Linked DNA regions of Mus musculus: regions 1, 2, 3, 4, 6 and 7 are each linked to region 5. The links are chromatin loops, found by intact Hi-C in ENCODE. Cell type or tissue: heart. All regions are shown on one strand. Region 1 holds the start of Lrrc73 (leucine rich repeat containing 73). Region 2 holds the start of Dlk2 (delta like non-canonical Notch ligand 2). Region 3 holds the start of Gm41584 (a long non-coding RNA gene). Region 4 overlaps Gm46607 (a long non-coding RNA gene). Region 5 holds the start of 1600014C23Rik (RIKEN cDNA 1600014C23 gene). Region 6 has its middle 21 kb from the start of Gm35692. Region 7 overlaps Gm46607 (a long non-coding RNA gene).

Region 1 (4,000 bases), 520 kb before region 5:
GCGGCTCCCCCGAAATCTGGATGGAGCTAGGCAGCATGGTCCCCACGGCTGGGCCTCGGGGGGGCTGCCGCCGGTGTCCCGGCCTGGGCAGAAGTTGGCCCGGGGGCGGGGCGGGGATTCAGGTCGCGGTCCCGGTTGGGGTCGCGGCCGGAGCGGAGGCAGAGGCGGAGGCGGAGGCAGCAGAGGCTGAGTCGGAAGCGGAGGCAACGGCGGCCGCGGCGGGATCGAAAGCAGGCGCGGGCCTGGGTGCGGAGGCGCGGAAGAGAAGCGGCGGGAGGCGGGGGCGGGGGCGGCCGGGGACAGAGCTGCAGCCACCCCGCGCTGGTCCTCTCCCTCGCGGCTTAGGAGGCCGCGCCCGCTCTGCGGGCCCGGGGCCCGGCAGCACGGCTCTCGGGGACAGCCGGGGCGGGATGAAGCTCAGCTTCAGCTGCTGCGCCGGAGCAGGCGGCGAGTTCCTATGGCAACGGTTGCGTCACTGGCCCTCGCCCCGCCCCCCGTCCCTGCATGGACCACGCGGCTGGCTCGCGTTGCGTGTCTTAGGGCAAAGAACTAGGATCTGAGGGCCGAACAACGCGGGAAGTAAGTAGAAGGATGCAGTTTCACGTGGGGAGGGTGGAGGCAAGTCACGCTCAGACCGCTTTTGATGTCACTTCGTTCTCTTTTTACTTATTCTCTGGTGCTTCTCCATTCTTAAGGTCTAAATCCGGAGACTCGCCAAGACCCCGCAATCAGTCCTGCTTGAAGTCCATTGGCTCTGTAATCCGTTCGCGCCCCGCCCCCCAGTAACGCGAGGCGAAGCATGCGTGGGGATTCCAGTCCACAGGGACTTCCTGGTCAATATGGTGGCACGGGGCAGGATCCCTAGGTTAGGGCAGATGAACCACCTTTGGTTTTTTTTCGAGACAGGGTTTCTCTATACAGCTGTCCTGGAACTCACTTTGTAAACCAGGCTGGCCTCGAACTCAGAAATCTGCCTGCCTCTGCCTCCCAAGTGCGTGTGCCACCACCGCCCCTGGCTACCACCTTTGAACATACCAAACAGGAAAGTGGGGTTGCCCAAATCAAAGGGTGTCAGTTCATCCCAGAGCCGTGGGGAATCGGGGTGGGTGGGGGCGTGTAAAGCCGCCACAGTGAAGCTGAGTTTTATCTCTGATTGCAGTGGGGGCTTCATTAGTGCAACAGGACAGTAGAGTAGGCAGAGGAAGTGCCATTCTTTAAAAAAAAAAAAAAAAAAAGCGAGTCAGAGGGTGTGGTGGCACCTTCAATCCCAGCACTCAGGAGGCAGAGGCAGGTGGGTCACTGAGTTCCGAGCTAGCTTGGTCTACAGAGTGAGTTTCCAGGACAGCAAGGGCTGCACTGAGAAACCCTGTCTCAAAAAAACGAAAACAAAAGTGAGCCAGACCTAGACACGTGCCTTTAATCTCAGTTTTTGTGGAGAGGCTGATGGATGGATCTCTGGTCTACCTGGTGAGTTCCAGGAAAGGCAGAGCTACACAGGGGGACCTTATCCCACCCCTATACCTCACAGGCAGGGGGAAAATAAAAAAATAAAACACCCAGCCCTACTCCTATTAACTGTATTTAACCACTTCAGGTTTGCCGGTGCCTGCAGAATCCAGAAGAGGGCGCTAAAGTTAGGAAACCCTGACCCACCCACCACGGATGCTGAGAACTGAGCTACTGATTCCTTGTCTTTGCAAGGGGAAAGACTGTACACTCAGTGCCATCTCCCCACCCCTAGGTTTTATTTTTAATTATGTTAATGCTTGTGCCTGTGCAGTGAGTGCAGGCACCCTGAGGTCCTTGGAGGAGCTGGAGCTAAAAGCAACTGTGAACCATCCAGCAGGTTTTATTTTTAATTATGTTAATGCTTGTGCCTGTGCAGTGAGTGCAGGCACCCTGAGGTCCTTGGAGGAGCTGGAGCTAAAAGCAACTGTGAACCATCCAGCATGGGTGCTGGGAACTGGTCTAGTCCCCTCAAAGAACTGTATGGCCCTAAGTGGTTTGGAACTCTGTTGACTGGGTTGGCCTTGAAGATCCATGTTCCTGTGCACCTGCTGCGATGAAAAGCAATGTACACTTGGCCTGGATTTCCTTCCGTGGAGGTTAAAGGGTGCTGGTCACTAACACTTAGACCATGCTTAGCTTCAAATGTCAGCTGATGGGGACATTCTCTCATGATAGCACAGGGGTCTTTGTAATGATGTAAGTGGAAATTTGTCATTGTTGCCCTGGCCTCTCAAAAGGACAGCCAGCCTAGCATTATACATGAGGACTGTGGGCTGCCTACCCACTGCTCTGTGGGGCAGTAATGGGCATCAGAACGGGTGGCAGGAGGATGGCTGCCAACAGGAGCTACAGGTCTAGACTTCAATCAGTATTTTAATTACCAAGTCTATATTTAGGACAGAAGGGGAGTAGAGAGAAAGGGGGTGAGGGCCTCAGAAGAGCTGACCCATATTCTGCACTTGGCTGCAGAGACTTGCAGTCCTAGCTGTGAGTTCCTGGTCTTGTGCCCTTCAGAAGCCAAGCCTGGTGCCCAGCAGGTGTTTAGGCAGCCACAGCCTGGTGGCTGCAGACCTGGGCACACACATCCTCAGTACTGTCCTTTAATCTTCCTCTGCCCCGGAGCTGGGGGTCAGGGCAGGCCGAGGATTTCAGAGAGGGTCAATGTGACTGCAGAGTCACTGCTATTGCCTTGGCGGTAGCATTGATCACAGCGACGGGCAGCCTGGCAGCAGGGAGCACAGCGGGGATGTCTCTGGGGACCCTCTGCATGGGTGGGATGTTGGGGCCCTCCAGGGTGTCCAGGATCCCTAAAGGAGGGAGGGTGGAGAATGAGTGGCCCCCAGGTCAGCTCACCCAGCCCACTCCCTCTGCAGCCCGCCACTCACCCTCCACCACTTTGTGGTAGGCGAAGTGCAGATAGAGCAGGAAGAGCATGTGCAGGGCAGCCAGCGTGCCACAGAGCAGCAGCCGCTGAGTAGGGCCCACAGTCCGCGACACCAACACTGCCACCTAGGGCCACAGGTAGACAGTTCAGAAGGCCCTGTCAAGTGAGGGATGGAGCAGATACTCCAAGCCTGGGGCAGAGCTGTCAGTGCATCCTTCTAGAGCTCTTTGTGGGGCAGACAGCAAAATCTGCTCAGCTTACCATGCGCAGGGTAGAGAGCCCACCCACCAGCAGCCAGAAGAGGTAGAAGAGGGCATGAAGGTGGATGTTATAGGTGATGAACAGGACTATGCAGTGCCCGAAGAGGCCGTAGCCCTGGAGAGAGAGGACAGCACCATCACTTGGGCTGCACAGACCTTTGGTCCCGAAGTGGGGTATTTTAGCTCGCTGCTCCTATCCCGGTCTGCCCCCTGCTCCTCCCATCCCAGGTGTCCCCCCATCCCAGGTCCACAGATGGCAGAGTGCAGCAGACCCCCCAGCCACCCCCAGGCTCGGCTCCTTACCAGCAGTGCCAACATCTGTAGCATGGTGATCTGGGCGTTACACAGGTAGGCAAGGAAATAAATGAAGGACGAGACACCCAGCCAGTATCCAAAGCAGGTGCCTATGGCTGTGCCCATGAGGGTGCCCTCCCGCTGTGGGGTGAAAGCTCTGCTTAGGCTGAGAGACCTCTGGCCTCAGCCTTACCCAGGGCCTTTTGCGCAGGGCTGCCCCTGCCTCACCTCCACCAGCCACCCGTCTCCCCTAAGGCCGGTGTCCTGCTTACGATAATGGTGTCAGAAGTCTTCATTCCATGCAGGAGGATGGCCACCAGTGTGAAGACCAGCATGAGCGGTCCGTAGAGCTCGCCCGCGACTTTCTGTCAGTACAGTAACATGCTTACTAGAGACTGCCAGCCAGGCTTAGCTTGGTGGCCTCCCTCCCCTGCTCTGAGGACACCCAGGCTTAGCTTGGTGGCCTTTCCCTCCTTACCTGGGGGAAGTTGACCATCTTGATAGGGATCATGGACTCCAGGAGCCTGGGAGAGGAGAGGAGAGGAGAGGAGAG
Region 2 (4,000 bases), 560 kb before region 5:
AAATCTAAAAAAAAAATGCATGCAATTTTTAGCAGCTACCTTTCCAACATCATGGGTTGATGTTGAGAATCCTTTCAGACACCAAGGAAGGGTCAGATAAGCAAACACTAAATGTTAATGGACATTCTAAAACACATGGGCTCTCCAGCCAATAGCGCATCCATCCTACCTTTGTCACAGAACTTTCCTGCCCAGCCACTGTGGCAGATGCACTGCCAGGGCTGGTGGCAGGTACCGTGCTGGCAGCCAGGCATCCTCACACAGCGCTCACAGTGCAGCCCCTCCCAGCCTGGGTCACACCTGGTGGAGAAAGCACAGGATCAGGGCGCGAGCGTGTGTGTGTGTGTGTGTGTGTGCAGGAACATGTGTGTCTGTGTGGATGTAAGGTAGAACCAGAGCTTATGTGTGTGTGTGTATGTGTGTGTGCACGAACGTGTGTGTCTGTGCATGTGTAAGGTAGAACCAGAGCTTCTGTGTGTGTGTGTGTGTGTGTGTGTGTGTGTGTGTGTGTGTGTAGGAACATGTGTGTCTGTGCATGTGTAAGGTAGAACCAGAGCTTCTGTGTGTGTGTGTGTGTGTGTGTGTGTGCACGAACGTGTGTGTCTGTGCATGTGTAAGGTAGAACCAGAGCTTCTGTGTGTGTGTGTGTGTGTGTGCACGAACGTGTGTGTCTGTGCATGTGTAAGGTAGAACCAGAGCTTGTGTGTGTGTGTGTGTGTGTGTGTGTGTGTGCCTGTGTAAGGTAAAACCAGAGCCTCTAGAAACTGGTAGGATATACAACAGCCGCGAAGGAAAAGCAGATCAACCCCAGGTAGGTGCAGGGCTGGGCAGATGGACATGTAAGCAGTCAGACAGACTACAGCATTCAAGTTTAGTACCTGGTTGTCTAGCCTTTGATAATCTCTTTTCTCACCTGAACACTGAAAAAAAAATGCCTCCCTTCAAGAGTATTTTTTTAAAGATTTATTTATTTATTATATGTAAGTACAGTGTAGCTGTCTTCAGACATACCAGAAAAGGGTATCAGATCTCATTATGGATGGTTGTAAGCCACCATGTGGTTGCTGGGAATTGAACTCAGAACCTTCGGAAGAGCAGTCAGTGCTCTTAACCGCTGAGCCATCTCTCCAGCCCCCGCCCCCCCTTTTTTTTGAGTATTCTTAAATAAAACAATGTCTGTAATTCTGGTGCCATTCCTGGAATGTCTGGTTGTGCACATTGGAAAGAGTGACCTTCTTCCCTTCAGACTCCGGAATGAGTGGCTGGGTTGTTTTGTTGTGAGGCAGGTGTTCTGTTTGTCTCAAGTAGACAAGGCTAGCTTGGAATCCTGATCTTTCTAGCATCACTTCGCAGTCGCTAAAATCACAGGTATGGGCCACCATACCAGCTCTATGATTTTTTGTTGTATTGTTTTTCGAGGCAAGGTTCCTCTGTATAGACTTGGCAATCCTAGAACTCTCACTCTGTAGACCAGGCTGGCCTCAAACTCAGAGATTGCTTTGCCTCTGCCTCCCAAGCGCTGGGATTAAAGGCGTGCGCCACCACCGCCCGGCCAGCTTAATTTTTATAAGCCCACTGAGGATGTCTAGTCTCAAGTACCCCAGCTCCATGCCAAGTATCTGCCCTCGCCAGCTCCCTTCTCATGTCCAAACCCTTCTCTGCCCCAGAATTTGCCCAGTCTGCCGAGGTGAGTCAATGATGGAATTCTCCAAGAAGCAGACCCCTCCCCCTACAGTCCCCCTCCCCCTGCAGCTCCCCTTCCCCGGGTCACCTCTCCCTGGAGCCCTCTCCCCTTGCAGCTATTCTCTCTCTGCAGCCCCCCTCCCCCTGTAGCCCCCTCCCCTGCAGCCCCCTCTTCCTACAGCCCTCCCTCCCCCTGGAGCTACCCTACCCCTGCAGCCCTTCTCTTCCGTTTCCTCTTTACTGTGGCTCTCAGTCCCTAAACTCTCAAGCTTCAGATGACTCTATGGCATCTTGAGGGACAGAAGCCCTTGAGAGAATAAAGAGTTGGTTATTCAAGCTCTTAAAGTAAGAAGCAAAAAGAGATACGGGGAGAGGAGAGGAGGGGAGGGGAGGGGACTGGTCATCCTGTTATGTATAAACAAACAAACACACACACACACACACACAATAGGGTCTTAAGCGCCTAGATACTGTTGCGGGTTTTTGACATGCTCTCGGTGTAAAGGACCAAAAAGTGGGGAGGAAAGGATTTGAGGCACGTGTGCCGCTTAAGTACCTGCAGGAGCCGTCAGGAGCGCAGCAGCCGTGGGCCAGGTCACAGTGGGAGCTGCAGTCATCCGCTGAAAGAGATTGGTGTAGTGGGTGTGAGTCTGGGTCCGAGTCTGACTTCCCAGGCGCGGGACTTGGCAGAGGTTTCAGTAGTCAGATGGACTCATGGGCACGGACGAGCGTCCCATTCCAAAGAGAGCACTTATAGATCTCTCCCTATGGAACGGAGCGGTTGCAGTGCCGTCTCTAGCCAGCAGAGGTCAACGTGCCAGCGAGGACGGCTGAGGAGAGCCGGGACCCAATCCCTGGGGCAGGCTCACCTCTGGCAGGCTGGCTGGTTGCCCCCAGGATGCACAGCAGGCACACGAGATTTAGGCAGCGGCAGCCGCTGGGCATGGTCAGTTCCGGCCTCAGGAGGGACGGACGGATGAACGGCCAGACGTGTAGACACCTGTGGGATGGCACGGGCTGGGAAGCGGCTTGACGCGGAGATAGCGGCACTGATACTGGTTCCAAGTGACAGGAGCAGGAGAAGGAGAGGGACTCCCCGGGTGGGGAGTGGAAGGGCGGGCGAGAGAAAGGGTTGAGCAGGCGAAGGGACTGGAGGCAGGAACCCACTAGCCAGGTCTGCGGGAAAGAGGCCAAAGGATGGGCAGCAGCGAGCGTGGCCACCGCGCGGGAACAGCCAGAGCTGCGATCGCGATCCAGGTGGAGGGGTCAATAGAGATGGGGACAAGCGCGGAAAGGCGAGCGCGACGGGACGTGGGGGCTGGGGCGTGGGGAGGAGCGGCTCCCAGTTCCTAGATGCAAGAGATCTCCTCCCGGGTCCTCCGACATCCACCCACCTAGGCCTGGCTCTCACAGCCCCCCAACCCCGCTCGCTCCGCCTCGCTTCGGCCTGAGGTCCCCACCGAGGGACCGCGTCCTCCTAGCTTCTCACCTCCGGCTGGGAGGCGACGCGTCCCCGGGGCGCAGAGTCAAACCGGATCCGACGGACTGGGCCGGGGGGCGGGAGGGGGGCCGCCCCTAGCTGGCCGCGGGGCTCGGCACCGAAGTAGCTGCCATGCCAGCCGAGCACTCGGGAATCTGGGGCTGCAGGCGACCCCGAGCGGCGGCAGCGGCTCCTCGCGCGCGCTCGGCCCCCTGCCAGGGGCGGCGTGTGCCGGCGGAGCCCGCCTCTCCCCTCCCGCCGCCGCGGCCCGCCCCGCACCGACTGCGCCCCGCGCCCACCCCCGCTGCGCACGGCCACACCTCGCGCTGCCACTCGGCCCTGGCACCCCCCAGCGCTCTTCGCCCCTCCCTTCGCGGCCCCCAGCCCCCTTGCTTCGCTTTCTTCCTCCGAAATTAGAAAATCAAAGGAGCTGAACTGGGCATACACCGTAAAGCGCGGGCCGAAGGTGCGCGCCCTGCTGTCTTCCCATTTTCTTGCCCACCCCACCTCAACCGCTCGCCCCACTCTGCCCCTCACCCACGCCCGACTCTGCACGCCCCTGTCTACCGCGCATCGTGATTTTCATTAGCCTTTCCCGGCTCTCCTGTTTTAGCCCGAGCACACTGAAGCCATGCTTGCTGCCACCTTCCTCCTGTCACCAGCCCACGCCTCCCCGGCTTGCAGAGCCTTCGTCACTGGCTTCGTAGGTCAGCGCCTGCTCTCTGTGGGCTTCTTTCTTTCTTCGCTACCTCTTTCAGGATGGACCATATCTACATAAATACCATCCCAGCGTACCCGCTGTTCTTTCCTCCCATCTGCTCCCAGTTTTCACAGCCC
Region 3 (4,000 bases), 150 kb before region 5:
ATCCTAGGGAGAGAGGAATGACAGGTGACCAGGGAATGCCGGTAGCCAGGCTCCTTCTTTTTATTTCCTTTGCATACCTTTCATTCTCCCTGGAGTTGCTGATCATAATTTTCCGTGTATTTAAAGGTATCTCGGTGACTCTCGCTTTATGAAAACAGTAGCAGCTAACATCTGTGGAGCGCTTTGTAGTTTGAAGCACAAAGCCTTTTCTCGGTAACGATGTGTTTCAAACTTTACAGTAGCCTTCTGAGGTGTGTGATGGTATGATCCCATTTTCCAGATGAGGAGCCGAGGCACAAGCAAGGGAAGTGACTTACAGTTCAGGAACAAGTTTTGCCCTAGGTAGACGGTCTGTACTCATCTGACCTCTCCTGGTCCCTGGACCATCTCCTCTTGGTCGGTCTTCATCTTCTCTGTGTTCCTGGTTCTACTTTGTCTTTTTGTAGAGATTGCTTAGGGAAGGCTGACCTGGGCCATGTTCCTCTGCAATTCTAGAAGCAAATGGAACTCACCAGGCCTCCTGTGAGGCAGCCTGCTCACTCTCAGACTTCCCAGGCTTCCAGGCCTTATGTGGCAGGTAACACATAGCTCAGCAGGTGCGGGTCCGGCTGGGCCCATGGAGGCTCAGAAAGGCCAAGTCAGCGGGTCAGAGTGCTTGCTTCTTTTGCACAGGACCCAAGTTCCACATCAAGTTGTTCACAACCATCTGTAGTTTCAGCTCGAAGGGGCTGGACGTCTCTGGCCTCTTCAGGTATCCACAGACCCCTTCACACATATATCTACATGCAGTTAAAGATAGATTTTAAAAAGCATGGATATGTACATAAATCTATACGTATACATACATAGCTATGCAAGTCATATTTGCATACTACTTGCAAATACAATCACACATGTGCACGTATATTTCACACAAGAAATTTCATTTCAAAATTTTCATTCACGAACACACTTGCACAGACATAAACCATGCAAATGAACACACGCTAACCTACATAAACAAACATACATGTATACATCCATGTAGCACACACAGACACCTACATCTTTGCACACATGTGCCCATACTGCAGGGTACCTACCTGGCTTGGACTGTGGGGAGGTGATGGGAAAGTCAGTATGTCTGGATTCTGCAGGTCTCTGGTGACCTTGGGGTGAGTATGTCCTGTCTCCTCTCTTGAGGTGTTAAAAGCAAGGGCTAGGTCAGTAACTGCTTGCTATAGGCCAAGAAGGTATGGTCCCCAGACCACAAAGATTTGAGGGTCTCCTACAAGCCATTGCCTTGCCCCAAGTTTGACACTGGCCATGAGTGCTTCCAGGGGCTCCAAGAGGCTGCAAGATTACAGTTCAAAGATACAAGAATGGGTGGTCCAAGCAAGCTGGCCTTCGGGAATGCCCCTTTTGGACAAAATAAGGAATCAAACCCAGTCTGTCAGACTCCGGACTACCCACACGGGTTGGACCACATGAGTCTCTGGGATTATCACACCACAGGTGTTCTGTCAGGGTGAACAGCCATTGACCTGAAGACCAGCAGCCCTAAAGGGGCCAGCGTCTGACAAAGGGTTCAGATACCCAAAATTCTTTGGCAAAGCAGACTCTCTACATGTTTGGGACACCCCCTCCCCTGTTCTTCACCCCCTCCTGAGGGGTGTGTCTACAGAGTTGGGGAGGGCCCTAGGCTTCCCCTCCCTGTCCTCTTCCCAGCTGTGGTTCCCCACCCCCACACATTCCTCCTCCTCAGACATTCAGACATTCGATTCAAGGGCTTGGTGGTGATTTCAGGCAGGGTTTGATTTGCTCTCAAGCGTTTCCCTGAGTGGCCCCTGGGTGTTTGCTCTGATCCAGATGGCATCCAGATGCAAGCCTCCCTCCTCCCTGCCCCCGCAGCTGGAGGAGCCCTGTCCTGACCTCCACCTCACACCCACCTCCCTGCCCCGGCAGCTTTGTCCCTCCGGCCTGAGGTCAGGGCACGGACCAACACCTCTGCCTGCGGCTCTCTCCACAGCTGGGCTCCTGGCCATCCTATTCTTGGTCTTCCCTCCTCAGCCTTTGTTCGTTTCAACAGGTCATTGCTGCGAGAGCCAAAACAAATGTCAGTGTGATAATGAGGGAAGCCGGGATGTGGCTCTGCCCGTTGGGGCGGGGAGGGGAAGACCCGTACGTGTTGAAGCCGAGGGAAGCAACACATGCCTGGAGCCTTGAACCTCCAGCTCAGATCCCTAGGGACCAAATCCAAACGCGGAAATGGGCATCGATGACTGCTGCGCTACAAAGTGACGAGGCCAGCAAGCCCCAAGCAACAGCTCCTTAAAGAGTACCCCATCCTGTACTGTGCGAGCACTTCCATTTACAGATAGGGAAACGACAAAAGGTCAGAATTTGACTTTAAACAGGGGACTCCCAGAACGCACGGGGTTCTCTGGGTAGCCTGCCTGAACCAGGCCTTTGGGCGCTGCCTCCAGATGTCCTTCCTGGTGCGGTGAGAAACGGCCTCGGGAGCCCCGATGGAAGACCAGGGTGGGAGTTCCTGTGTATAAGATGGTCTCACTGCTTCTGAGATTCTGGGTTCCCGGCTTCTCTGCTCCGTCCAGCGCTGGACTCTAAACCCAGGAGCCAGCCCAACACTTGGCAGCCCGGGAGCCAGGTGGCCCTTGATGACCTGCTCTTAAGCCGTCCACTTCCCATTAGAAGTTAATGTTTAGACCTCTAGCAGACCCTGGGTGGCTGCTGTAGGCATCACAGAGGTCAGGAGGTCTCCCCTGGCCCTGGAGACACTTCGGGGCTTCAGGTATCTGTCACCCCCCACCCCCACCCCTCTCACACACACCGGCAAGAGGAACAGGCAGGTGTGTGTCCACATGGACCTTCTTCTTTGTGAGGTGTACAGTCAAACTTCCTTGATGGAAGACGGAGCATTTGGCCCCGGCTCAAATGTACAGGGCAGACATTTCCTAGAATTGTTAAGCCCTGGCCCTCGCAGGTGTGGGAAGAGGAGGCGGGGCCGGGCCTCCCAGCCAATAACTGTTGGGGAGCCGTAGGGAACTAGGTCCTGAGGGCCCACGGGAGCAGTACTCACCCTCTGGCCTCCCTAGTCCTGGACAATACCAGAGACAGGCATGCAGGGCAAACTGCTGGTCCCAGGTTTGCACCTCTTGTCTCTGTCTTCCCGGTAGCTCTTTTGGGTGGCCATCTAGCAAGTGAGAGCCTGTCCTCTCTCCTGCCTTTTGCCTGCCATCCCTCTCTCCATCAGCCCTTCCTTCTTCCTTCACCCCTTCCTTCCAGTCTTCCTTCCCTCCAGATTCTAAGTGAGCTCAGCTCTGCAGCCACAGAGAAGCTGTGGGCCAGGATTCTCCCCTGAGGGAGCTGGGGAATCTGGCCCCGTGGAAGTATTATTATGGGTAGGTCTGAGAATGTAACTCAGTTAGCACAGGGTTTGCCTAGTATACCCAAACCCCTGGGCTCGACCCCTGGCATTGAATAAACCAGGCAAGGTGGAACACACTTGTAATCTCACCGTTCTCGAGGTGGAGGCAGGAGGGTCACAAGTTCAAGGCCACTCTTGGCTGTATAGCAGCTTGAAGGCTAGCCTGAGCTACATGAGACTCTGTCTCTTGGGGAAAGGGGATGGAAGGGGAGATTGTCCCAAGTCTGAAAAGAGAGAGGAGAGTCTCTCTCTGTCTGTCTCTCTCTGTTTCTCTCTGTCTCTCTCTGTGTCTCTCTCTCTCTCTCATGGTTTTAGAGCTTTATTGTAGAAAGGCAGGGAGAAGAAGAGAAGGTAGAAAGAGAGAGGCCCACCATGGCCATGTGGGGGGGGGAGGAGATAAGGAGAGAGGGAGAGAAGGAGGGCTAGAGAGTAAGAAAGGTGAGGGTTTAAAGAGTGAGAGTCTCTTTTTCCACCAAACTCTGTGGGCTGGTGGTACCCACCCGCACCAGGAGTGGGACTGGGGTGGGGGTGGGGTGTCGCCTAAGGAATCAGCTATCTCTAAACTCCTCGAGT
Region 4 (4,000 bases), 70 kb before region 5:
CTATCTCTGCTCCCCTGACTTGCTCACCCCACCCCCACCTCATCCCTGCAGCCTTGGATTCCTGTTTGGCTCCTTGAGTGGTCCGGGTTGATGAAGATTTCAGCTGCCCTGGGTGCAGAGCATACTAGAGGCAAGGAGACCACAGACAGGAGCAAAGGCCTTGGGAATGGCTGAGGCTGACAGAAGGCTGGCAATCTGTTGAGATGCTCATGGGCAGCCAGGAGACCAGCAGGACCACTGCACCAAGGCACACTTGACTGGCATGAAGCTTGGGTACCCAGATCTCAGAGCTCCCCCAAACCTCACTCTCTCCACAACCTAATTGGGAACAGGTAGACGCGGCCTTCAAGAGCCCTGGCCAGGACCAGGGACAGATTAGAAGGCTTAGAGGATGTGGACGCTCTTCTCCAAACTCCCAGGCTCAGCATTCCAGAGCACCTCCACGCTGGATTCCTAGAAGGAGGACCCATCTGGAAGGCAATCCTCCAGGCCCCTGGCTCCTCCTGTGGTCAGGAACACTCACTAGTACAGGCAGGGATCACCAGCGCTGCTCTGGGAGAGACGAGGCCTCCAGCAATCCACAGAGCCTGCTCCAGGGACAATCAGGCATGGTTAGAAACAGATGCTAACCCTGAAACTCTCTAAAACGCCTGGTAAAAATCAACCCCTGACCTCAGGAAGTTCCCAGTCTGGTGGGAAAGATACACCACTCTCAGCTCTGCTCTGATGGACCAAAGCTTGCTTCTCAGTCTAAGGGGCAGAGACTCCTGCCCTCAGGGAACTACGAATATCCTGGATTCCAAAAACATGTTTTTTGGGCACAGGGAAAGTATCTGGATTGCCTGCTAGAGGGGGTGGAAGATATCCAGTTAAGCTGAAGAGAAGGCAACAAATATCCTAGCATAAGTATATCCCATACAGCATTTGAGATATACTTATACTTAGCTTCATTCTATGTAACTGGATAGCCTGTGTTATTTGCCAAATAACAAGCAAGTGTCCAGCTTGAGAGAGACAGACAAACACAGCTCCTCATGACTACTGTATATGTGTGTGTGTGCGTGCAAGTTTGTGTGTGCTTGTGTGTGTGTGTGTGTGTGTGTGTGTGTGTGTGTGTGTGTGTGTGTGTTGGGGGAAGCGTGGTTCCTGGGGCTCAGCTGTAGCAGTTTAAAATTCCTTCCAGGCCAGATCCCTAATCCTCCCGCACAATGCTGGCCTTCTCCCCCGCCGCCCACGCCCTCCCCGGAGGGGCCATGGCAGTGCCACCGGGGGCCTCTTTAAGCCCCTTTGAAGCCTCCAGAGCGCGCACCGCGGGAGGCCCAGCCGCTATGCCAGCTATGCCAGCTATGTCCCCGCTGCCGCCGGCCACCACCGCGCCCCCATTAATGCGGGCTAATCTGGCTAATAAATAAACTCCCCTCCCTGAGGTAGCCCCCCGCTGGCTCCTCCCCTTGCTCTCCCGAATTGATTCAGAGCTGGGCCAGAACTCGCAGCCCCTTCCTTCTGCACTGTGACTTGACACCTGTCGCATCCCAGCCTAGGAGGAACTGCAATGCACTTGCCCGACTCTTCTTCAGTGCACCTGCCTTCGGGTGGCAAGACGCCCCGGAACTTGGGGGGGGGGGAGGATAACCGTCTCAGGGCGCCCCCTGCAGGTGGGACTGCTCCCCGCTGCAAGGCTCCCCAAGGGAAGGCCAGGCCGAGAGCCCTGCCGGCAGGTGACCCTTGGCCTTCTGCCGCGGGAGTCCCTTCTCCGTGGCCTCTGCCGCCCCCTGCGTCCCTGCGTCGATTCCGAAGGTGACTCACGGCGGAGCAGCCATCGCCTCACCTCGTACATCACACCAGAGCGCATGAAAAGGGAGAAATTACAGGACGCTGGGCCACGGCTGATGCGTTCTAATTACCCACCGCCGCTGCCATCCGTGGCCTCAGCAGCACTGGACCAAGGGGAGCTGTCATTGTCATTAGCCCCATTCCCCTCATTCCAGGTCCTAGAACCTGCACCCTGCCCTCATGACCCCTTTCAAGTCCGCAGCAGCAGCAAAGGCTCCACCTGCCGCCACTTCAGGGGCTGTTCCATACCCTATAGGACTGTCCTCTGACTGTGCTAACCCTGGCCTGGAGGTGGGAGACTTGGGAAGCCCAAGACTCACCCGGATTCACTTTCTCTGCTAGTAAAGAATAGTGAACAAGGCCCGATTTCGTTGACAGGAACAAGAAAGCCTAGGGGAAAGTTCAGAGAAGGCCATGTGAGAAACGACATTGTCCTTGTTTTTCTCCTGGGACACAGAAGACTGGGGAAAGCCCTCCTGGTCAGCTTTAGCTCTTACTGGTGGCTGTGAGGCAAGCACCATTGGCTCTTGTTAATTACCCTCCTGTAAAAAGTGTCATGCCCACCTCTCAGGCCTAGAGTCCCTCTGCTGACCAGCGTTAGCCTGTGGACTCAAGGGGGCCAGCGAGGAGCAGGGTGTGCGGTGTGAGCCACAGAGCCTCGGACACCCTGGTGCTCCTATCCCCGGGATCCCATCTCCTCTGTCATCTCTAGGCCACCCCATTTCTGGTGACAGTGATGGCTGGGTGTCACTTTAGCTGTGTTTCCTATCCTGAGTCCATGCTGTCTTGGGCTGCCATTCTCCGCAGGGCTGGCAGCTGCCTGCTTACCATGAGGCCAGTTCCTGAGGGCAGAACCTTCTCTGTCTCCCTCAGGGTGGACTTTCAGGGAAGCCCAGGAAGAGAGGCTTGTGTCTCCCCACCCACACAGAGGCTCCCAAAGAAGAGGCACTCAGTCTCCCCCATTTAGACTGGGACTCCCTGAAGACAGGTCGTGTCTCCTCAGACAGAGGCTTGCTGAGGACCAGAGAGTATCTTACATAAACTCAGGTTTCCTGAGGACAGGCCATGTTTCCTTCAGACCTGTATTCCCTGAGGACAGGTTATGTCCCTTCAGACCTGTACTCCCTGGGGACACATGTCCCCTCGGAGTGGATATTCCTGAGGACAGATTGTATCTCCCTCCAGATGGAGCTCACTAGACCTAATGGCTTCTCCCTGTGGATGGGACCTTTGCACTCCACCCTCTGGCTCCCTGTGGTGCACACACATCCCTCCCAGGACACCATTTGTCATACTCTGATGAATGAAACGTACTAAGAATAACTCAGTCCTTGTCTCTAAAGGACGGGGGAGGGGAGGGAGAAGGCTGGTTCTTGTAAAGGGTGAGGGGATATGACCCATCCATCCCATGGCCCAACAGCATTTCCTAGGAGCCCAGCTGGGCATTACAGGAGGCACGGGGTCCCCACAGAGCCCCCTGATTTGCTGTGTCTAATAGTTAGAATCATCGGAACATTGACAAGACCCGCCCACCTTTCTAGCCAGCAGTTGTCACCTTAGAGCCACCTTCTGTGCCTGGACACAAGCTCTCTCTATTTCTTCTCCTAGTAGGAGGGAGACAGAAACTGGGTGCCAGCTTGGATGGTGACTGTTTTCAGTGGGCATGAGGAATCCCTCCCAGATGGCTCTCTCTCTCTCTCTCTCTCTCTCTCTCTCTCTCTCTCTCTCTCTCTCCCCTGTCCCCCTCCCCCTTCCCCATCCAAAACCTCAGGCCTCCAGTTCAGAACTGAGTGTCCTCTCCAGTACGACGATCCTCAAGGGGACATCTTAGGGGCCCCAGGGAGTGGGCAAGCATGACCTTAGCCATGTCTGTGACAGTGCCTTCCTGGCACACTGCCCCACCTGCTACCTCCTAAAAGGAACATTTCTGCCTGGTTTTGGCAAAAACATTAGTCTAGGAGCCGGGCAGCTGGATATGGTTCTCGCTCTGGTGCTGACGTCGCTGTGACCTTGCGAGGCCATTTGTTCCTCTGGGACTCAGTTTCCCTGCGTTTAAAATGAATTTCTTTAGGATTTATAGTTTTTGAACTTTTTCCTTTTAAAATAAGTCTCCTCTTAAAGGGTGACTCATGTGGCATCTCTCTTCTCTGAGGTAACAGAGAAAGGT
Region 5 (4,000 bases):
CTTTTGCAAGCCCCTACACATGCCTTGCTAAGTGCCCACACTTAGGGAAGCCCCAGCAAACGCCGGGAAGCACACTGCCAACCTGGGCCACGTAGGGAAGGAACAATCTCTACAGTATTTACCTGTCAACCTCTGAGATCAAGGATTAGGGAAGTGGGGAGGGTGCCCCTGGAGTACTGTATGTTATAGCCTCTGAACCCTCCCAGAACAGACTGTATGTTCACCCTAACACGCCCTTGCCAGAAGTGTGGGCAGAGCCACGCCAGATCCTGGACACCCAGTGGGGTAGGAACTGTGCAGGTGACAAAGAAAGGGAAGTGACTAGAGAAGGCGTTCCCCTGGGAGGTCCTATCCAGAGGAAAGAGAGGTAAAAACCCTCAAGTGGTTTTTGCCTCTCCAGGCCCTTACAGGGCGTTTCATGGGGCCTGCCTTAGGTGCAGGCTCCTAGAGGAAACATGGTTATCTCTCATGGCTAAGGACCATCGGTTTCATTCTTCTTTCAGCTCCCCGCCCAGTTCCTGGTTTATTACAGGGCAGTGACCCCATTGGGCTAATCAATCGATGCATCGCAACACCCCTACTACAAGAAGAGCCTACTATGCGCCAGGAACAGTGCTATTGGGGTGGGGGCGTTTAAGGGGCCTGGGTAGAGGTTGCGCTGATTGGAAAAGGAGTGCGTATGCGGAGGGACCCTGGGAGAGAGGGACTGGTGGCTACCGCTGAGCATCACCAGCCCCGCAGCCGCGCGCGGACAAACCGCGCGCTCCGGAACTTGGCGCGCGCGCGCTCCGGGACGCGGCGCGACGCCGCGCACGCGCTCACTTCTCCGCTCCCCCGCCCGCGCGGCCCCGGGCTCCCGCGCGCGCGCACTCGAGGCCTCCCTTGTGCTGCTCCTCCATTCGCTACGTGCAGAATGGGCCGTCGGCAGCAGCTGCAGCGCGGGATGGGAGGGGGAGGAGGGGAGGGGGAGGCGGCGCTCGGCCTGGGGGAGGGGCCGCGCCGCGCCGCGCCGGCGGGGAAGGGGCTGGGAAGAGGGGCCGGGCCCCCCGAGTGGGCCGACCAGGGGGACAGTCCGGGTGGGCTCCGCTCTCGGCCCGTCTCCCCCTCCCCCTCCAACTCCTTTCTGCAAGGCCATTTTGGCCATCCTCCTGCTCCCTTCCCGGGATTCCTGGCAGGGAGCGGATGCAGAGGTTGGTTGGGGGTTTTTTGTTTGGTTTTATTTTAACCCCCTCTGTGTTGTTCCCCACGCAGACCCCAGACCCTTAGACGCAGGAAAGAATAGCCCCTGCTGTCCCCTCCCTCGCTTTCTGTCCCAACCACATTGTCGAGCTTTTGTGTGAATCGACCCAACTGTAACCCCTTCCCCACTCGGCCTACCATGAGGCAGAGTTTCTGAAAGGTGCTGAGGCCACACTCAATCCTCCCTCCTACCCACCTGGAGGGCAGAATGGACCCCAGGACATAAGGCCAGTATCAGCTCCCACCCCCACCCCTGCCCCAACCAGAGACAGAAAGATCTAGTGGAGCCTGCTGCTGCCCAGGATAACTGAGTCGGCCCGAATTTGGTGGTGTTACAACTACAGGTCATTGTAGCAGGTGTGTACCTGTTTATAAAGGGTTCCCCGGGAGCCTAATGAGAGACCACCAGGGGCTGAATCCTATAACCCATGAGCTGTCTTGCCAGGATCCCAGATGTAGCCCAGATGTCCACAGCAGTCCCTCCCACAGGGTGGGACACCAGCTAGTCTATGCAGCCCCTCCCAACCCTTCTTCCAAGGTCAGGGAAGGAAAGCCGGCCATCTCCAGTGCGCCTTCCCCATTTAAGATGTTGGGAGAGGCATCTCTGTCCCTCAAGCTCTTTTTCCTGCCCAAAGCCACCTGGGTTCATCCTGTTGTCTAACTTCGAACCCTCTGACAGGTTAAGTCTAAATCATCAAAAAGAAAGGCAAACTTCCTGGGGGGCAGCTGGGGGGGTGGGGAGGACAGGCCAGGGAGACCGGACTTACTAGCCCTACACAAGGAAGGATTCTCTACCCACCTCCCTGGTGGCCTCAGTCCTTGGGCAGCGCCCTCTGCTGGCCAGAAAGAAATGCAGGAAAGAACAGAGTCCTACAGATCTTTGGGAAGGTCTGAGAAGGGGGACAAGGGACAGAGAAACAAGTAAAAACGTTAAGCTGCCCTGTCACTGACCTGAGCATACATAAAGAAGCAACCCTAGATGTGAGGAAGTTGTGACCCGCTTTATATGGACCTAGGGGTTAAGCAAGCTGGCAAACAGACTTTTAACACCCCAGAAGTGGCACTTCCTGCCCTGAATAGCTCAGTTGCCCTCTGCCCCTGAAACTCTTATTCCTGCCAGAAAGCCTTTCCTGCCACCTCCTACCAGGGCAACGTGCTAGAAGGTGCAGCTATAGCCAGAACCCTAGAACCTAAGAGCTGAGAGAGAGAGGGCACCTCAAGCCAGAAACATACACACAGAGATCCAAGCCCAGATCCCTGCTACAGCAGAACTCAAGATAGAATTAGGCCCTGGCCCTGAGTCACATCTTGGCATGAGCTTGCCTGACCAAGACAGGCCAGCTTGTCCAGAGGTGAGACTTAGGTCACAACCCATCGCCCTACCTCTGATGCCAGGTATCCTTCCCCTCACGTCCCACACGTGGGGTCAGGGTGGGGCCTGGGATGGACTGGGCTGGGCTAGTGCTGAGACCAGTGAAGGGTGGAGCACTTGGAAGGCAGAGGAGGGACATCCTGGGTGAGGGAGGCTACGAGTGTCCCCAAGGACTGGTGGCTTCTGGATTATCCTCTGGTGGTTGCTTCTCTAGCCCTGGGCATCTGCACAGGACCTTCACCCGGCTGACTTACCTCCAAAGACGGCAGCTCCTGACCTTCCCGGGCCCATTAGGGCCTGAAGCAGGGCCACACTTCCATGCTGCAGCCAGAGGGCCAGGCTTGTCTGCAGCCCTCCCCGTCAAGCACATGACCCAGTGGGCTTCCTTTGTGGCCCCCTGCATTACTTAACTGATTCACTGATCCCCCTAAGTGGCCAGGTCCCTTTCAGACCCAGGCAGCCTAGGGAGACTCCTAGGGGCAGTGTTGAAGCCCAGGAGGTACAGAGATCTACCGGCTTTAATTGGAAGTAATTAGTTAATCTACTCTGAAAGCAGTGGGGGAGGGGAGGAAGCTTTGGGGAAAGAAGACTCTACACTGTCAATCTGGTGAGTCTTGGGGGACCATAACTCTCCCCTGCACACGCACTCACTTAGAAGGCCTTTCTTTTCAACCCCAAGGCAAACCCAGGCCCGGAACAGACAGGGGGCAGCTTTGTATACAACAAAGCAGGTGCCCTGGGTTTGGTGGGAATCACCTTTGAGAGCAAGCCAGGAGAAAACCAAAGAAGGGAGCTAGAGAGATGCAGGAACTCTAGGGTGAGAACTGGTTCCTCTCTGTCACCTCTGTTTGCACCCTGCCCAAGGTCACGCACGTACAGCCCTACAAGTTAGGAGCCAGTGCGCTCCCAGCCCAAAGGCTAGCTTCGCTATTTCGGCAGCGAGAAGCCATTCCCATAACGGGGAAAGGGGCGCCGGAGGACAGAGCCCTAACCAGGCCCCAGGGGGTGTGTCCTCGGCCACAACGCGACGCGGGCAGGCAGCGTGGCGGGGACTCTGGCCGACAGCCTCCCGCGCGGTCCGGAGCAGCTGACCCGCTGGCGATCGGCCAAGTTGCGGCGGGCCGGGAGGCAGCAACGTGCGGCGCGGCATGTCGCGGGCCCGGAGACAGGGAGCTGTGGGGGCGGACCGGCGCGCCGCCTCCCCCCTCCGGGCCCCGGCCCATTCATAAAACCCAAAGGCATTGCCCAGGCCTGGCAGGCTTGGACTCCTAATTGCAAACTCATTAAGGAGTTTGCATCTCATTTACATGGAAATCATTTCCTGGGCCCTCAACAGAGAACTGTCCTCTCTATCCATCAGGCATACTGTGCCCAGTTCGACCCATCTAC
Region 6 (4,000 bases), 110 kb before region 5:
CTCCATCTGAGACGACTAAGGCAAGAACGTCATTCCGTTCTTTATCCTTGAAATCCCAATCTCTGTTGCATCAGCCACACTGTGGGCTGGACCAGCCATGCACCAGCATTTGGCAAAGACTTTGCCAGATTTTCCACGATCACTTTCAGTGTGGGACCTGAATGAGCTCTCCTGTGCCACCCACTTGGCTGGCCATGACAAGCCATTCATTCCCCCATTGCCCGGTGTCCTGACCCTCTTGGTTTTTCTTAACTTTGAAAGCTCAAAACTACGCCCCCTCCCCTTCCCTGTATAACTGCCTCCCTGGAGGCCCGGATGGCAACTGCTGGGGCTCACATCCCTCAGCACATTGCTCCTAAGACCGATGTCACCCCAACTGCTGCTGCACAGGCAAGGACCCCAGTCAGCTTTTTATCTTAACTACTAATCCCATGTTGTGGTCACAGCTGGGGTATTGCTTTTCTTCTTAAGTGTGTAAAAAAAAAAATAGGAATGGGAACCCTTGAGAGAGCTAGGAGGGGCCCAGATCTCTGACCACCTGCCTAGGTCCTCTCTACAGTCCCACAGGCCACCCCTCTACACAGTGACCTCCACTCCCTTGCCGTCCTGCCTGATCAGCTTCTAGACGGAACTGATAGTAGGAAGAGCTATACCTACCTGGTCAGGAGACGCTCTTCAGTGTGCTTTTTCCTGGGGAATCAGAAGGGTACAGGATGGGCTAGAAAGCCGGGTCTTTGGACAGAGGAAAGTGGGCACCCTCCAACCACAGTATGACCGATCGCACAGAGTGTACAGAGCACATGCAGAGGAGAGGGGAGAGGAGACTGCAGGGGTGGGTGGAACGGCCCACTTTCTCCCAGCCACTCTCCAGGTAGGAGAGCTACATGAGGCCAGAGAGAAGAGTTGAGGCAGTGAGCCAGGCTGGCTGCTTGCATGGCCTAGGCTAGGAGAGACTCAGAGTTATTCCTCTACGCACATGGTTTTCCTAGATCTGTTTTCTGGAAGGAAGTGACAGGTTCCTAGCTTGACTGGACTGTCTCACATATTCTTGCTTCCCATACCTCTCCCCCTGTGGCCTGGACAGACAGCCAGCGCAGCATCCCCACATGGAAGGCCGCTGGGTCTGGCAGACAATCTTGCTGGTCCATGAGTCGCTGTTTGTTTTCTTTAACCCAGCATATAACTGGGCTGTATGAATCAGGACTGCAGTTGGACACTGGGCTGGTCTCCCAGGAAATAAGAGTACTGGGTGGATGAGCTCAGAGGGTGCTGAGCAACGGTAAGAGGGGGCTCCCCACCCAGGGAGGAGAACCCTTGTCCCCTCGTCTGGCTCAGGGAAGCTACTTCGAATCTGCCAGTGGCATAGTTGGGATGGAACCTGACTTGCAGTCTGTGGTTGATAATGGTGACATGCCACCAGCGGCAGTGACTACACTCCAAGACCACATCCCCCCATTACCTGGAGCATGCACTTGCAGTATCAGAGCATGCACTGAGGAGTGCATTGCTAGGGACAATGGTCACCCAGGAACTGGCAGAGAAGGTGAGACCTCAGGGTCCTGCTGCCCTCCCTGGATTTTCTGTGGGTGGCTTTCCAAACTCTCTAGCCTGGTTTCTATGCTAAGGGCATTGAGGACCTGGATCTGTGAGCAATACTCATTCATTTTGTCCGTCAGTCCTTCCCTTCTTCCTTCCTTTCTTCCTTCCTTGGTCCCGCCCTTCCTCCTCTTTGTCCTGACCACTCCCTCATTGACTGACTGTCAAAACATTCACTACACAGATTCTACAGCTCACCCTGGCTTAGGTGGGGAGCAGCCCTACACCTACCCAAGAGCTCTAGAAGATAGGCAGTGCCCTCAGCTGGCAATAGTCTCCACTGGGCAGAGTCTCAGGGCCAAGCCAGGGTGGGTCTAGGTGTCTCCATCTCCAGTCCTGGGAGCTCTGGGCTCAGCTCTTTGCTTACTGCCCATCAGGGAGGTTTTCTGCTCTTTCCCTCTGTCTGTGTTTGGCCTGGGGACAAAGGGCTCGGTGTCCTTCCCTGGGACCTTATCTGCCACTACGTCATTCCTTACCCCCTACTGCTGTCCTGGCTGTCCCTCAAACCATCGGACAGTACAGTCAGCGCAGGGCCTTTGTACACGACATCCTCGCCACTCTGCGTGTTCACTTCCGCGTGCAAGGGTCTCACCCTTTGATGTCCATACTCAAACTGTCCCCTCTCATCGAGGCATCCCCAACCTCCCTATTTAAAACTACATCATTCCCTGTCCCCTTCCTGCCTGTCCCCTGTTCTCTAAATTTTGTTTCCCTGCAACTTTTTTTTTCTTCTTTTCAGAGCTGTGAGTGGAGCCCAGGACATTTGCACATCTCTTCCCATATGCTAAGCAGACGTTCCACTGCACTGTGGTGACCGTGTGGACTGTGTAGTAAGCCTGCCCACATATCCCATATATTGTGCTTGTTTCATTTGATATATGTCCCCCTCCACTCTTGGCATGTCAGTTCTGTGAGATCACAGACTTTTGCCAATCCTCAGTGAACACGTTGACTAGGAAGGGGAATGAGCATTTAGAACCCACTAACATCAGCACCGACACTGAGGAGGACGGCCAGGGGCCAGCACGTCTTAGCAGGAGCTGACCCACAGCCGGAATGTGTGATTACAAGTAATGGTGGTTAGGGATGGGCGAGGGGTCAGTGGGGTTGTGGCCCCTGGTTCAGATCTGTCCCATTCCATTCTGGCTGTAGGGGTGTGTGTGTGTGTGTGTGTGTGTGTGTGTGTGTGTGTGTGTGTGTGTGTGTAAGAGAGAGAGAGAGAGAGAGAGACAGAGACAGAGAGACAGAGAGAGACAGAGAGAGACAGAGACAGAGAGACAGAGAGACAGAGAGACAGAGAGACAGAGAGACAGAGAGACAGAGAGACAGAGAGACAGAGAGACAGAGGAGAATGAAGAGACCCGGGAAGTCTACTCATCTGAGCAATGCGGCTTGAGCCTCCCTACCCGAGCTTCTCAACTTTGGCTTAGGAGAAGCCCTGACCAACACGGAAGGGACACAATGTAGAGAAGGGACTGTACCCCACACAGGCACATGCTATGTGCCAGACAGATTCCACGTGCTGGCTCTTCATCACCGCCCATTTTACAGATGATGGAAATTGAGTCTCAGGTCAGGGCAGTACATTTCACAGACGGTCAAACTGAGGTTTGAGCTGGCTCTCCAGTTTTCCTGCTATAGACATAGAAAGCAAAGTGGAAGAATTTACACCTAGGTCTCTGCCGCCTTGAATTTCTACCTCCTCTAGAGGTGACTGAAAGACCAGCTATGCCTAGCTAGTGAGCCATAGAGCTGGTGTTCTTCAAAGGGGTCTCTGAGGGGATAGTGCTGAGTATCAGGATGTTGTGGGGCAGCTTGGATCCTGTGCAGCTCCAGCCCCGGGGTAAATCCCACACCCATTGGGCATGGCATCCTCAAGGCCTTCTTAGGGGTCAGGGACAGCTCTCCTCAGCTCCCGCTGGCTGGCAGCTCCCTCTGCTGGACCCAGCCCTGAGGAGGAGCTCAGACACTGGGACGCCGCCGCTGCTGTCTGTCTGTCTGCACTTGGAGGCTGACTCTCCTTCCACTATGGGAGTGAGGGAGTCACATGCCGGGCACCTGTCGGGTCTTCAGGTTATCTGTTGAGGAGATCTACACGGAGGATGGATTTGGGGTGATCTGAGCCCCTCCTAGAGAGGTTGAGTACAGAGGGGCTTTGAATGCTGGTGCCCCTCTACCCACTCCAGAGGCAACAGTTATGTCTGCAGATGAGTGCAAGCCAGGCTGGCTCCCCATCAGACTGGAAACTCCCTGTGTCTAAGTTTAAGTGATTCCTTCTTCAGGCCAGGAGCCCCTGAGCTGTAGTCCCGCTCAGCTCCATAGACCAGCAACTGAGCCCCTAGGCTGGCAATCCCACATAACCTCTGGGACAGCCTTGGCCTTGGCCTCCTGGCTCTCACACACC
Region 7 (4,000 bases), 77 kb before region 5:
CCCACCCAGTTCCAGGACACCCTCTCAGGTCCGGCTAAGTGGATTCTGGCTTGGGCTTAATCTTTACTAGCTGCTCCTGTAACTTGCCCGGGGCTCAATTCTGGGCTTGCAGCAGCTCCCACCACTCCGATTCTTTCACCCACTCTGAGAAGCAGGCTAAGCCAGGACTGTCTTAGTCTGCCGGGAAGGGTGGGAACCCAAAGGCTATTCTGGCTGTCCATAGTTCAGGGTCGACCAGCCAGTGGTAATAGCCTCTTGGGGGCCGGCACAGGACCCACCAAGCAGAGAGAGAAACTGAGACAGGGCATTCAAAGATGAGCAGATGAGGCAGTTGCTCACAGGTGCTCGGCTGTCGAGGTTAGGATTCATGCTGAGCTCTAGATGGCTGTCTTCTCTGCTTGGCCCTTTCTACCCAGAACCTGACTCTTACCTAGTGTGCAAGGACACCTTCCCAGAGCAGATAGGAGACACCTGCCTTCTCCACAGACTTTCATGTGAGATGAGAACATGGTCATTAGTTTCAATTTTCACTGGAAGGGCAAAGTCTCATGCCAAACAGGCAAGAGGGGAAAACCAATAATAACACCAGGCTACGGAGCTGCCTGGAGGCCAGCGAGCAAAGCTGTCCCTCTGTCCCTTCTGAGTCCTGAAGTCCCCCATCTCAGGAGCCCCTCACTGTGCCTCGAGGGCACATGGTGTCCTATGACAAAGAGACAGGGTGACTTGTCTAAGGTCATACCGCCAATGGCAGAACCTGTCCTGTGTGTGGGCAAGGAAAAGAGATTGAAAGCTGGGTGTGGTGGCTGAGGCAGATGGATCTCAGTGAGTTTGAGGGCAGCCTGGTCTATAGAGTGAGTTCCAGGCTAGCCAGAGCTACATAGTGATACATTTTCTAAAAAAAACAAGTTAGTGAAATAGAACTGGAAACATGGCTCAGTGATTAAGAGCGAACACTTGTTGCTCTTACAGAGGACCTCTGGTTTGATTCCCAGCATCCACATGGTGGCTCACAACCATCCATCACTTCAGTCCCAGAGGTTCCAAGTCCCTCTTCTGGCCTTCATGGGCACCAGGCATGCAAGTGCTGCACAGACTTACATTCAAACAAAACACTCATATATATAAAATAAAACAAATAAACTTCCAAAAATTTTAAAATAAATAAGTAGAGGGTGATTTTTGAATACTAGTTTTAACTATGAGTGTGTGAGTGTGAGCATGTGTGTGCACACACACATAACCACAGCCACTGGTGGGGACACTTGAAGCTGGGTCACATGTTTCATGGGCCAATGAAAGAAACGGTATGAGATTCACAGCTGGACTGGAAGGAAGCAGGACTATATAAACCATTCCCAATGGTGCAGAATCACATGACAGGCCTCATTTCACATGACCTTGGCCATAGCAACTGTGGGCTGGTGTTCGTGGAGTAGCAACGTGGAGTAGCTGCAGTTGTCTCAGCCATATGGATATGGTAGACAGAGGTGGGAGGTGCTGGTGACAGTACTGTGTGGGGTTAATGGTGGAGGTGTTGGAGACAGCCACAGTAGTGACACAGATGAGAAAGGTGACTGAGCCAGATATGAACCCTTTCCCTGGCAGCCCCTCACAGTTGCTCACGTCTAGCCCTTGCAAGCTAACTGTGGCTGAGCCCTTTTACCAAATGTGACATCAAGCCACAAAGAAGTCAAGTCCTGCTTGTTCAAGGTCACAAAGGCAGGAAGAGCCAGACGATCAACTTGCCTCAGTTCTCTGGCCCCAGTGCCTGTCAGCTGCCTGCCCTTGCAGAGCAAGGTGCCAGGACAATGTCCCGATGCCCTGAGTAGGTGGGCCAGGACAGGCCATGCACTCTCACACAGCAGGCTCCAGTCTGGGCAGGGAGGAGGCACAGAGCCACATGACAGAGAAAATAGCCCCGATGCCGGCCCCACAACCCACATGCAGTGTGACCTTCTCTGGGTGGCAGCCAAGGTGGATGCCAGCTGCCAGGTGACAGCAAGCCCGTCGGCCAGTTGGTGGAGCCTGGCAAGAGCCCTACACACCAAAGAGGTGAAGTCAGGAGTGGAAATAATCCTGGAACCAGAGGAAAGCTTGCTTTCCTGGAAAGTTCTTCTCCAATTGGCTATGGCAGGGACTTCTGCACAGGCCTTTCCAGTCAGAAGCACGGTTATTAATAACCCCAAACCTGCCTCTGTCCCCACCCTTGGGAGAAGGCAGAGTTTTCAGGGCCTCCTCCCTGCCCCGGGCAGTAAGTCCCACTGGTGGAAGGATAGGGAGCCCATAGGATCTGAGCTCTCTCTATATAGAGAAGGCGTACAGCCTTAGACTTCATTCCTTTTGAAGTCCCCCAAATGCTCTCCAATTCAGCCACAGATCGGGGGCTCAGAGGGAATAGAAGACAGGGGTGGGTGGCCTCCATGCAGGTACACCGGTGTGCAAGCATGCACGGATGCTTGGGTGGTGGCTGAGGTGCAGATGTGGGCCCCCGAGCAAGGTTATGGGGTGATTGATGGTAGAGTCCTGGGGACCCCTGAGGCTGCCTGGGGACCCACGGGGTGGCTGTATAAGCTGCATATTTCAGTTGCTATTCCTGTGCCCTTGTGAGCCTGGATGATGCGTGGGCGGTTACTGTGAGGGTGATGAGGCCGTGCCAGCACCTCTGCTGCCAGAGCCTAAATATTCCATGTCCCCACCCTACCTGCTGGACTGACCTCATTAAGCCCATGCCTCCACGTTAGGAGGGTAGGGCTGGGTACAAGTGACAATTCCTTAGTCCAAGTGCAGAGTCCCTAGGGCAGGAGGGAGAGTCCTGGAAGCAGGGGACACGGAGCTTAATATAATCAGAGGGCTGGCTAGGAAAATCTCCCGTTACACCTGTCACCTCAGGCCCCATCATATGACACAGCTCGAGGTAGTGAAGCCAGCGAGGCAGGGTACACCCACTCCTGGACAGAGCTGAGCCACCCCGCACTCTGATCCTCCCCATGTCCTCAAATGGAGCCCCTGTCTCAGCTGTTCCTCCTGGAAAAGAGCAGGGTCCAAAGAACTCACAAGCAATGTGGCTCTACCAGGGCCCGGCCAGGAAGGAGGATGCCTACCCCCTCCACCCCACTACCCCGAGATCCCAGAAACGCCAATGCAGAGACAATGACCTTCCATCCAGACCCCCGTCCACTACCTCCTCACCTCTGGTCCTAGAACCACAAGGACTATCCTAGACTGTGATAGACCATGTCAGGGGCCCTGTGTTCAGCCTAGGGTGGGATGGAACAGGGGTAGCCATGTCAGCAGCCCCCTCCCAGCTACTGCAGGAAATTAGTGAAGATACCGGCTCCTCCTGCAGCAAAATCCCTAAACCTACATGAAGGGAAGAGGTCACCTTGTCCTTGGGATCCTTGAGGGGACTGTGTCAGGTCCCTTCTGTTGAGTTTCCTGTGTGGCCTTGCGGGTTTCACTCAGCTCCTCGGGGGCTCAATTTGATTGTAACGAAGCCTGCACCCCTCAAAGCTACCAGCTGTGTGTCATATCACAAAATCTATAAGATTGGAGGTTATTTGTTTTTGAGAGAGGGGTTTTATGTAACCTAAGCTAGCTCTAACTCAATACGTAGCTGAGGACGACCTTGAATTCGAAGCGATTCGCCTGCCTCTGCCCCACAAGGGTTGGGATTACAGGTGGTGCTGCACAAACCCAATTTGTGCATTGGTGGGGATCAAACGCAGGGCTTCAGGCTTGCTAGGCAAGAACTCTCCCAGTTACATACCCAGCTCAGTAAATATTTTCTTTTTTACCAGTTGGGGTTTGATTTTTCCTGTTCTCTTCAGAACTGATGAGGTTGGTCTTTTTGTATGTGTATGTGTGTGTACTTTTGGGTAGAGGTAGCATTTTTTTTTAATTATTATTTGTGCATGTATGAGGAAGTGTTGGCACACACACGCTGCAATTGTCGTCAGAGGGCAGTCTTCAGGAGTCTGTTCTCTACTCCCACTGTTAGACT

What was found. Hi-C counts contacts between places; a loop is a spot of excess contacts. Peaks named below come from ENCODE experiments on the same cell type or tissue, not always from the same donor. Only the 100,000 strongest peaks of a DNase experiment are listed, where the experiment ranks them.
Region 1: a loop joins it to region 5, with 2.9 times the contacts of the local background. A loop is called at or near these places in 2 of 42 quality-filtered maps.
Region 2: it touches region 5 in a loop (4-fold over the local background); 5 of 42 quality-filtered maps call a loop at or near these places.
Region 3: it touches region 5 in a loop (2.5-fold over the local background); 2 of 42 quality-filtered maps call a loop at or near these places.
Region 4: it touches region 5 in a loop (2.6-fold over the local background); 12 of 42 quality-filtered maps call a loop at or near these places.
Region 6: it touches region 5 in a loop (2.5-fold over the local background); 10 of 42 quality-filtered maps call a loop at or near these places.
Region 7: it touches region 5 in a loop (7-fold over the local background); 9 of 42 quality-filtered maps call a loop at or near these places.

What each region holds. Positions count from the first base shown.
Region 1 is chr17:46,250,382-46,254,381 of GRCm38, reverse strand. It overlaps Yipf3 (Yip1 domain family, member 3), which reads right to left. Exons shown (of 9, transcript NM_145353.2): 4 at 3,926-3,971; 5 at 3,720-3,812; 6 at 3,457-3,588; 7 at 3,155-3,268; 8 at 2,895-3,018; 9 at 1,845-2,816. The coding sequence ends at 2,668. Lrrc73 (leucine rich repeat containing 73) reads right to left here and starts at 217. Exons shown (of 6, transcript NM_001111142.1): 1 at 1-217. The coding sequence starts at 37. In heart, CTCF peaks have their summits at 1,613 (motif pointing right) and 3,041; DNase peaks (open chromatin) are centred at 471, 911, 2,861, 3,741 and 2 weaker places; H3K4me3 peaks cover 1,162 bases; H3K27ac peaks cover 892 bases; H3K27me3 peaks cover 268 bases.
Region 2 is chr17:46,297,251-46,301,250 of GRCm38, reverse strand. It overlaps Dlk2 (delta like non-canonical Notch ligand 2), which reads right to left and starts at 3,323. Exons shown (of 6, transcript NM_001286013.1): 1 at 3,173-3,323; 2 at 2,553-2,683; 3 at 2,240-2,303; 4 at 170-300. The coding sequence starts at 2,628. It overlaps Gm41588 (a long non-coding RNA gene), which reads right to left and starts at 2,233. Exons shown (of 2, transcript XR_876844.1): 1 at 1,892-2,233; 2 at 1,161-1,808. In heart, a CTCF peak has its summit at 2,482 (motif pointing right); DNase peaks (open chromatin) are centred at 2,500 and 3,080; H3K4me3 peaks cover 2,077 bases; H3K27ac peaks cover 846 bases; H3K27me3 peaks cover 3,630 bases.
Region 3 is chr17:45,884,668-45,888,667 of GRCm38, reverse strand. It overlaps Gm41584 (a long non-coding RNA gene), which reads right to left and starts at 3,358. Exons shown (of 2, transcript XR_876835.2): 1 at 1,083-3,358; 2 at 45-779. RefSeq lists an enhancer at 936-2,976. In heart, no CTCF peak of the experiment used is centred here; DNase peaks (open chromatin) are centred at 2,127 and 2,907; H3K4me3 peaks cover 773 bases; H3K27ac peaks cover 2,379 bases; H3K27me3 peaks cover 1,766 bases.
Region 4 is chr17:45,803,248-45,807,247 of GRCm38, reverse strand. All of the region lies in intron 1 of Gm46607 (a long non-coding RNA gene), which reads right to left. Among named protein-coding and RNA genes, the nearest start is that of Gm46607, 17 kb to the right of the region's middle. In heart, a CTCF peak has its summit at 1,672 (motif pointing left); no DNase peak of the experiment used is centred here; H3K4me3 peaks cover 908 bases; H3K27ac peaks cover 1,137 bases; H3K27me3 peaks cover 3,899 bases.
Region 5 is chr17:45,733,712-45,737,711 of GRCm38, reverse strand. 1600014C23Rik (RIKEN cDNA 1600014C23 gene) reads left to right here and starts at 3,868. Exons shown (of 2, transcript NM_028164.1): 1 at 3,868-4,000. The coding sequence starts at 3,919. It overlaps F630040K05Rik (RIKEN cDNA F630040K05 gene), which reads right to left and starts at 3,206. Exons shown (of 5, transcript NR_152153.1): 1 at 2,866-3,206. In heart, a CTCF peak has its summit at 2,079 (motif pointing left); DNase peaks (open chromatin) are centred at 871, 1,771, 2,061, 3,701 and 2 weaker places; H3K4me3 peaks cover 2,750 bases; H3K27ac peaks cover 4,000 bases; H3K27me3 peaks cover 31 bases.
Region 6 is chr17:45,848,317-45,852,316 of GRCm38, reverse strand. No RefSeq gene overlaps it. Among named protein-coding and RNA genes, the nearest start is that of Gm35692, 21 kb to the right of the region's middle. In heart, CTCF peaks have their summits at 1,860 (motif pointing left) and 3,528 (motif pointing left); DNase peaks (open chromatin) are centred at 1,956 and 3,536; H3K27ac peaks cover 845 bases; H3K27me3 peaks cover 1,832 bases.
Region 7 is chr17:45,810,696-45,814,695 of GRCm38, reverse strand. All of the region lies in intron 1 of Gm46607 (a long non-coding RNA gene), which reads right to left. Among named protein-coding and RNA genes, the nearest start is that of Gm35692, 16 kb to the left of the region's middle. In heart, no CTCF peak of the experiment used is centred here; DNase peaks (open chromatin) are centred at 1,915 and 2,665; H3K27ac peaks cover 1,315 bases; H3K27me3 peaks cover 3,249 bases.